Linked DNA regions of Mus musculus: region 2 is linked to region 1. The links are chromatin contacts, found by Hi-C or POLR2A ChIA-PET in ENCODE. All regions are on one chromosome and are shown on one strand. Each heading gives the region's core, a stretch centred on a gene start or an enhancer-like site at or near the end of the contact. The rest is flanking DNA. Distances are from core to core; before and after follow the strand shown. Region 1 overlaps Asap1 (ArfGAP with SH3 domain, ankyrin repeat and PH domain1). Region 2 overlaps Asap1 (ArfGAP with SH3 domain, ankyrin repeat and PH domain1).

Region 1 (3,928 bases), core at 361-2,860:
TCTCCTCCCTCAGGTTTCTTGAATCGCGTTAAGTAATTTGATATTCCTCTCGTCCTGCATAATGCAAGCTAACATTGGCAAATTGTTGTGAGAGTGCTTCAGGGAAAGAATTCAGCTCAACACACAGCAGTATAATCTTGTGGCGATTGTAGATGGTTCTTAAAGTAGAGTGATCAAGAAGCTTTGAATTTCTTTCGTTTTTTTTTTTTTCTTTCAGGTTTAGCATACTCTACAATACTGGATTTTAAAAATACTCGGAGAGAACAGATCGTCCGTGATGCCTCTAACCCAACTATTTTTAGTTACGATTTTTAAGTCTTTCTTTTTTCTAGTTTTAAACAGTGGCCTTTGCCTTCTTGCTTTATACTGTTTTATGGGTTTGCAGTCTTCTGTTAGTTTTTCGAGTAGCATAATATAACTGTATGGAACTGTTTGTCACTGTCCCAAACCATTTCTGTGTAATCTTCTCTCTGGAGATTGCCTAAATTTTGGCTAATAACCATCACTGTTCTAATTCACTTCTGAGTCATTAGCCTTTTTTTTTCCAACTGAGCAATTTCCTTGGCATGCATTCCCAGAAGGAAGATGCTAAGATAGGAATTGTGGAGTGCCAACTCTATGCTGCTATCTGATGCTGGCAGTTGCTTGGTCAGCAGTGTATGGCACAGCTGTCCGTAAGAACCATCGCTATAGAATGCTCCGCTCTCTAGTTGCTTTAGCCATCTCTGCGCTGGTGGCTCCTGAGTTTATCTAGACAGGCCTCACTCGATGTCCTTTTTAACAGACTCCACGTGAAGTACTACCAAGAAGGAAAGGTGGCAATCATAGCTGACTGTCCCGTGAAGGAAGGTGGAGGTACCGCTCTGACTCACTGCCTCATAAGAGTTAGGTCGAGGAAGCTCTTCACTGTATGTTCTCAACCATAGTTGAGACCCTAACTCCCGAGGTGGATGGCCTGGGCTTGATGCCCAGCTCCCCATTTACCTACTGTTTTGAGTTGAGTAAGCTGCTTAGCATTCTTCTTCAGAGAAATTGTCATCATATTCTGATTTTCCTTAGGCTTAAACTACTGGTGCTCTGGATATTCTGACCGTTTGATTCTTTCCTTGTGCTCTGGCTCTTTATTTTCTGAGGCCAGGTGGAACGCCCGTCTTCTCAGTCACCTTTGCCCTGCCCTGCCCAGCCAAGCAGGACGTGTAGAGCCTTCTGAGTAGTATAGTGTTGTTAGCACTTTGCTGTCTTCATGGCTTGGATGTGCACTAGCACTGCCTTGTCCTGCGTTTCAGGCAGGGAAGCATTTTACTTCCCATCTTGTGTTCATGTTCCAGGGACGGGTGATAAACATGTTAGTTAGCTTGAGTCGGTGCTTAGATTTCTGACATGAAGTGAGACAAGATAAAGTATGATATAATGAATCTCTGAGTAACTACAGGAGGACAGTTATTTTTGTAAAGTAGTTTGTACGATTGTTGTGCAAACTAAACAGATTGGCATGTTGAGAGGCAGTGCTTGGGCCAGGTCTTTAGAGATGGTGACAGGAGCCATACTGCCTCTCAGCTACTTGGCTACACCAGTACCATTTGTAGACTGATGAGTGAAGGCTGCGCCAATGTCTGTCTGGCCTGAGTGCCGGGGATCACAGGATCGTGGCTAGACCCTAGTGACGTGTTCCTCCCAGGTGAACTGTAAAAGAGGTGAAAGAGTGTCTGTGCTTTATCCCTCCCCTGCTCTCTCTGTGTGACATGCTGCCTGCTTACCATTTCTGATCTGAATCTGTAATGTTTCCAACTCTGATGTTTCAAGTCCCCTGTCTGGAGGTAGGCCGTTCATACACTTTCTTTGTTGGCCTTCATACCATGCCACGTTCCCATCATGGTTAAGAATTCTTTCCGCTTTCCAGTTATGCTGTTCCTTCTCATCAGTTCTCACAGGGTCTCTCATAACTGCCGCTGCCTTCAACACAGAGCAGCAGAGTGAGAAAAGCTCGCGTGGATCACATTTATCAGGACGTGACCTTAAGACAAGCCACTCAACACCTTTACACCTCAGATTCCTCCTCTGTGCAATAATTAAGAGTGCCTGCCTCCTTAGTGTTTCTCTGTGCCAAGCTCATAGGAAGCCCTCAAAATCAGTCATTGTAGTGAACCTCAAGGAGCTTACTAAAGAAGGTCAGCAGAACTAGCTAGGCTGTGTGCCTTGATCTTATTTTTTAATAATTCTTTGCCCTCATGGGTCAGTGTGCCTCACTTTATAGGGATGTGTAAGTTGTGCATGAGTTAAGGAAGGCCATTTCACTTAGCACGCCTGAGCTAGCAGAGGCTCAGATCAGCTCCCTCAGAAGGACAGCTGTTGGCTTTCCCACCTCCTGACCCACCTTCTTGTGGTCCCTTTCTTGTATTTATTTTTTCTTTGCTGTCTGACATGGACTTGTATCTGTTTCTTTTCTTTTCTTTTCTCTTCTTTTCTTTTCTTTGTTTCTTGCTCATAGTGGTGTTTCTTCCTCAGTAGTTGTTCAACACCAGTGGTGGCTTCTTGTGCATCACTTGTCCCACCCCTTCTTTCTAACTCCTGCAGTGGGACCTGATAGGCCAGCTTGTCCCGCTTCTGCAGCCAGATAGACATCTCTAGGTTGCTGGATCAGCCTGTCTCCCCTGGTGATTTTAGCAGTGCAGCTAGAGGAAAAAGTATAGCCCCTGGCTACCCTGGATCTCATCTTCAGCTTCAGAGTAATTGGAATCAAGCACTATACACAAGTAAATGATTTAGGAGCTATTCCTATTCACACATCTATCACTGGGGATAGGAGTCTTGTCCTTTGATTCCATGTTACGGAAAAGCAGAAATATTCGCAAGACAAGTGGGTAAGGGAAACTTGTTGTTTGTGGAGCTAGTTCTCCCTTGATACGAAGCAGATCTTTGTTTGGAATGTAGCAGTCTCTGGTGCGGTGAGTCAGGCCTTCCACTGGTTTGCATTTTTCATTAGTGTATCATTTAAGGAAATCCTGTGGTCAGGGCCTTGGAACAAGCCTGTGTTTATTCTTCTGCTAAAATAAAAAAAAAAAAAAAAAAGCAAAACACTTAATAATGTATCTGAAGATAAAGTTGTGTTTCTGGAGCTGTTTGCCTAAAATTTGGAAGGGGAACAGTTTTCAGTGCTTATTGTAAGTCTTTTCAGACTTTTTGATGTCCTTCATTCCAGTGTGGATCATAGAAAGTGGGACGTTCTTCTAGTTTAAATATTATAGATACTTGTAGAACTAGGGCTTCTGATTAACATCAGTGAGTTCCTTATTCAATAAAGGATTGATTTTTATCCTAAGTGTCTACTGAAAAGGACCACACCAACGTTTTGTTTAGTATATCTAACACCCCACATGTATTGTTTTATTTAGCAGCTCTAGAAAGAGTATAAAATACATTTTTCTTTACATGCTGAGTATTAAAAGAAAATCATGATGGTTTATAGTGCTTTGAAGTTACTCCTATTTGAATTTTTGAAAGAATACAGTTCATATGACCTTTTCTGGCTGCTAAGCATATTCATTTTACTCATCCTATAAGCATTTATTCTAGACATACAGTTATAAGAGTGTGTTAGTTACTAGGAATAGAGGTCAAGTGTCAGCAATTTCAGTTAAGATGAGATCCTGTGACTATACTCTTGGGCCCTTCAGGTCCCCCCTTATCGTTGACTTGGCGTCCTTCCATATGGGCAAACATCACCACATTAGGCTGGTTGGATTTAGGAACAGAAACTTGCTGTTAGCCCAGTCTGGCCTCACACTTACTGCACTCTTGCCTCAGGTTCTTTAAGAGCAGGAACTGCACATAAATTTCCCAGGGGCACTTGTACCTGGAGGGCTATCAGATTCCAACTTAACCACACCAAAGTCCATATGGCTCTCCCCACCCATGATCTCATCTCAAC
Region 2 (3,928 bases), core at 1,056-3,555, 140 kb before region 1:
CAGCCCTGTTTTATGGAGTGATGAAGTGAAGACTCAGAGAAGTGAGATATTTCTCTGAGGTCACACAGCAGGGAAGTGATTCTAAGCTTTTGGCTGCAAGGAACACAACTGGCTTAAAGGAGACATGAGGGAACTGGACTGGACCATAGGCTAGGCAATAGGCTGTTTCATTACAGTAGGGGACACACAGCTCCCTTGAATTATGATAATTTCATAAAGGGTCGGCTCACATGCATACACACACACACACTGGATGTAGAATTAACGTGAAACTAACCATAAATCTTACCCATTCATAATGTGTGACTATCATTTCTATGTAGTTTCAAGATGTTTTCTTCACCCACAAAGGAAGCCACAATGCCTCCTGGTTCCCCTCTCCCCCTCCCAGCCCTTGGCAACCACCAGTCATTTCTTCTCTATGTATGCACCTCTGCTGGATGCTTCGCGTGTATGGAATTGTCCGTGTAAGATTTCATGTCTGGCTTTCATTCAGCATGTTTTAGAATTAACGTTGTAAAGATCTACTCAGGCTGTGGTATAGTGCCAGGATTCCTTTTGTCTGGCTGTTTGCTTGTTTGGGGTTTGTTTCTTTGAGACACGTTCCTGCTAGGTAACCTTGGCTGCCTTGAACCATCCTGTCCCTTCATTCCTTTTTATAGCTCAGTAATTCCATTGTGTGGGTAGGCTGCAATGTTTATTCATTTACTAGCTGATGGACATCTAAGCTGTTGCTACTTTTTGGCTGTCATGGCAAGTGCTGCTATGAACATTCATTTACAAGTGTTTATATGAGTTCATGTCTTCAATTCCTTGGGGCATATGCCTGGGGTGGAATCGCTCAGTCATCAGGTAACTATTTTTAACTTTTTTGAGGAGCTGTCAGACCTTTGCAAAGTGGTTGAGTGATTTATTATTATTATTTTTTTTAACATTTCCACCAGCCAGCAGACCTTTGCCAAGACTTGATGTTGGACCATTTTCTTGTCTGTGGCCGAACTAATGAATGTGAAGTGGTGTGTCATGGTGGTTTTACTTGCGGGTTCATAATGACTCATGCCTTTAGCTGCTTCTTCCGTGCTTGCTGGCCAGGTCAAGGAGCTTTAGGAAGGTGTGGCCAGGTATGGGGTAGCGCAAGCTCTAGAACAGCAGCCTGGGGGTTCCTGTGGATATGTGGTTTTGAGGGGCAAAGAGCGAATGGCTGGCAGAGTCTCAGCAAAGGTGTGGGCTTCCTGGAGAGAGCTGAGACTTGGGCTGAGCTTGGAAGATGATCTTCAGCCTCCCCTCTTCCTCCCATCTACTAGGGGGACTCCTTGTTGACTGTGACCAGAGAGTAAAGAGCTGCTCTATAAGTTATGAGGTTGGCTAATGGCTGGTCCTTGAGTGTTGAGTGCTGGCCTCTTGCTGAAGTTGCTTGTGAGATTGTCTATAGTCCTGTGGGATAATCCCCCCTTTATCATTACTACCAGAGACACACAGAGAGCATCTTTTCTACAACAAATACTACTGAGAAAGGATTCTCTTTCTCATCCTCTCTCCTCCCTCCTCTCCCCTCCTTTCTTTTGGGTAAGTTTTCATTCCCTCTCTAAGCCTGTACCAAACGGTGTCTGGGCACACATGGAATAGATAACTCATTACTACAGCCAGGTTGCAGAGAAGGTTTCAGACTGGATGTATAGTCAGATACCAGCCTTTACTAGATCTGCCTGATGAGAGGCCTATTCTCCTTGAAGCTATCATGCTTTATTTGGATATCACCCACAGGCCAGTAACTCACTTGAAGCAAGCTTTCCAGAAAACCCCTGTCTCCCCTAAACGAGAGAGAGAGAGAGAGAGAGAGAGAGACAGAGAGAGACAGAGAGAGACAGAGAGACAGAGACAGAGAGAGACAGAGAGACAGAGCGAGCAGGGTAGGGTAGTGGATTCTCCCTGACCATATCCCATGAGCTCTGAAATGATGGAGCCATGGCTGAAGTTCATTCTCTCCTACTCTCTATGGGTCAGTTGTCAGTCTGTAAGTTCCACTTCTGTTTCCAGTAAGGCAGTGCTTGTCCATTCCCTCTTCAGAGATGTCTAGGTATGCCTTCTGCAAAGCTGGACTTCCCAGTTTGCTCCTTGCCAGGCCACCGCTTTCCACATCAGTCACAGCATGGAGGTGGGTGGTGTGAGGAAGGGCAGTTCTTTCAGCCTGTGTCTGCTGCCAGAACAAGTCAGGAAAATGTCTCTGCAGAGGAAGCAGGCTGACGCTGGAATGTCCTGATCCAGCACATGAAGTCCGTCGTCGTCGTTGTCGTCGTCGGTCGGGGCCCCTGAGGGAATCTGGAAAGTGCCCAGCTGTTTTTCTGCAGTTGGCCATGGGGAAAGGCCCTGACACAGCTGTGTGCCTTCCTCTGCACTTCATGTCGGGGTGCAGATGCATCTTTGTACATGCCTGTCCTGGGAATGGTGGCCTTTGGTTTTAGCATTGGGTCTCTCGCTCCACTCTTCTTTCAGAGAGGGTTCCACACAGCCTAGGTTGGCTTCAGGCTTGCTCTATAGCTCAGCGTGTTTGTAAACTCTGGATCCTTCCGCCTCTCCTCTCTCTCTGAAGTGCTTGGATTTCAGACGTGTGACGTCACACCCAGAACTTCACGCACGCGCAGCTAAGTTCCTTACTACCTGAGCTACATTGCCAGCCCAGCGTCTCCCCTTTTGGTCATGTAGTGGCTCATCTGAGTCCTAGTCATTCAAGATTTCGAGGGAGCAGGGTACCCATCAGGTCAGGCTATTGAGATGCTGGGAGAGGATATCTCTGCTGCGCTTTCTCTTCTCAGGAACCCTCACTGTGCTTGTGAGATAGAGACAGTATGACCCTTGCTTCCGCACTAGTTGCTTCCCCACTGGCACGTTGAGATCCCAAGGAGCTAGTAGCCCTCCTTGGCTAGTAGCCTCGGCCATATATGCTGCCCCTTGGGGGATGAAATACATCTGTCTTGATTAACTGCTTTTAATTCTTTGTTATTTGAGGATAAAATCTTGGGGAAACTGAGGAGACTGGATTAATGTCTGAGAGAACTTTGGTTTGCAGCGGGTTCTAGAGGATGGGACCTGTCAGGACACCTCATACCATGCATAACTGCCAAGCAAGAGGCTTGTAGGAACCGGTGTCCTGATAACGTGTTGCTAATCCTTTGGCAACTGGGAGTTGGACTCTGCTGGGAAAGTCTTGGCATGAGATATTTGTTTGGTTTATTAATTCATCAATTCACTGAACATGCACTGGACCAGGCACAGACCTGGCTGAGGGTCATCTTGTTCCCTGAAGGCTTCTCTGGAGAGGAAGGTGGAGAGAAGTGACAGATTGCTTTCCCCATAATTCTGTCTTGCTTTGCCAGAGAGGTTTTTTCCAACAGCCTTCCATTTCAGGTGGCACCCTGATGTCCACAGCTTGCCGTCCTGTGAAGGTGACCCCAAGTGGCTCAAGGAGTTGTCCTGAAATTACAGTGAGTCGGCGCACCCAGCTCAGTATCCTGTCACTGTGCTGACACCCTTCACACTAGGAGACAAACAGCTGTCGGAGTGGAAACTGTTTCATCGTCATTAGAAGCAAAGACTCTAGACTCCAAGATAATGAATGCCGTTTCTGGAACTGAGAGGATCCTCCTATGTTGGCAAGCAGCAACGTTTCTAAGAAACAGAGGCAGGTTTTCAGAGAGATGTTTGAAGGTTGAGCTGCCTGGCCCTGGTGTTCCTAGGTCATATACTATGAGTTCCTAGGTCACATAGCCTTCTTAAATATGGCACTGGGCTTCCTTGTCCAGCTGGAGGAAGTAGCATGCAAGGCTGCTTGCATGTGTGAGACTATATCTATATCTATGCATATATTATGTCTACTGTACATACTAATTAATAATTCATTTTTGTTATTTGTATTGCCTGCAACTTAAAA

The links. Hi-C counts contacts between places; a loop is a spot of excess contacts on that map. ChIA-PET counts read pairs that join two places held with the same protein, here RNA polymerase II (POLR2A).
Region 2: a map of heart shows a loop between it and region 1 (1.9-fold over the local background). The contact joins two enhancer-like sites. A Hi-C loop is called at or near these places in 1 of 37 maps with a recorded cell type or tissue (heart). POLR2A ChIA-PET finds 5 or more read pairs at or near these places in 1 of 5 experiments (Patski).

Annotation. Positions count from the first base shown.
Region 1 is chr15:64,222,619-64,226,546 of GRCm38, reverse strand. All of the region lies in intron 3 of Asap1 (ArfGAP with SH3 domain, ankyrin repeat and PH domain1), which reads left to right. Among named protein-coding and RNA genes, the nearest start is that of 1700010G06Rik, 90 kb to the left of the region's middle. Within about 2 kb of position 1,610, at least 3 of the 3 ENCODE cell types and tissues checked have a DNase peak (open chromatin) inside an H3K27ac peak, as active enhancers do.
Region 2 is chr15:64,361,161-64,365,088 of GRCm38, reverse strand. All of the region lies in intron 1 of Asap1 (ArfGAP with SH3 domain, ankyrin repeat and PH domain1), which reads left to right. Among named protein-coding and RNA genes, the nearest start is that of Asap1, 20 kb to the left of the region's middle. Within about 2 kb of position 2,305, at least 2 of the 3 ENCODE cell types and tissues checked have a DNase peak (open chromatin) inside an H3K27ac peak, as active enhancers do.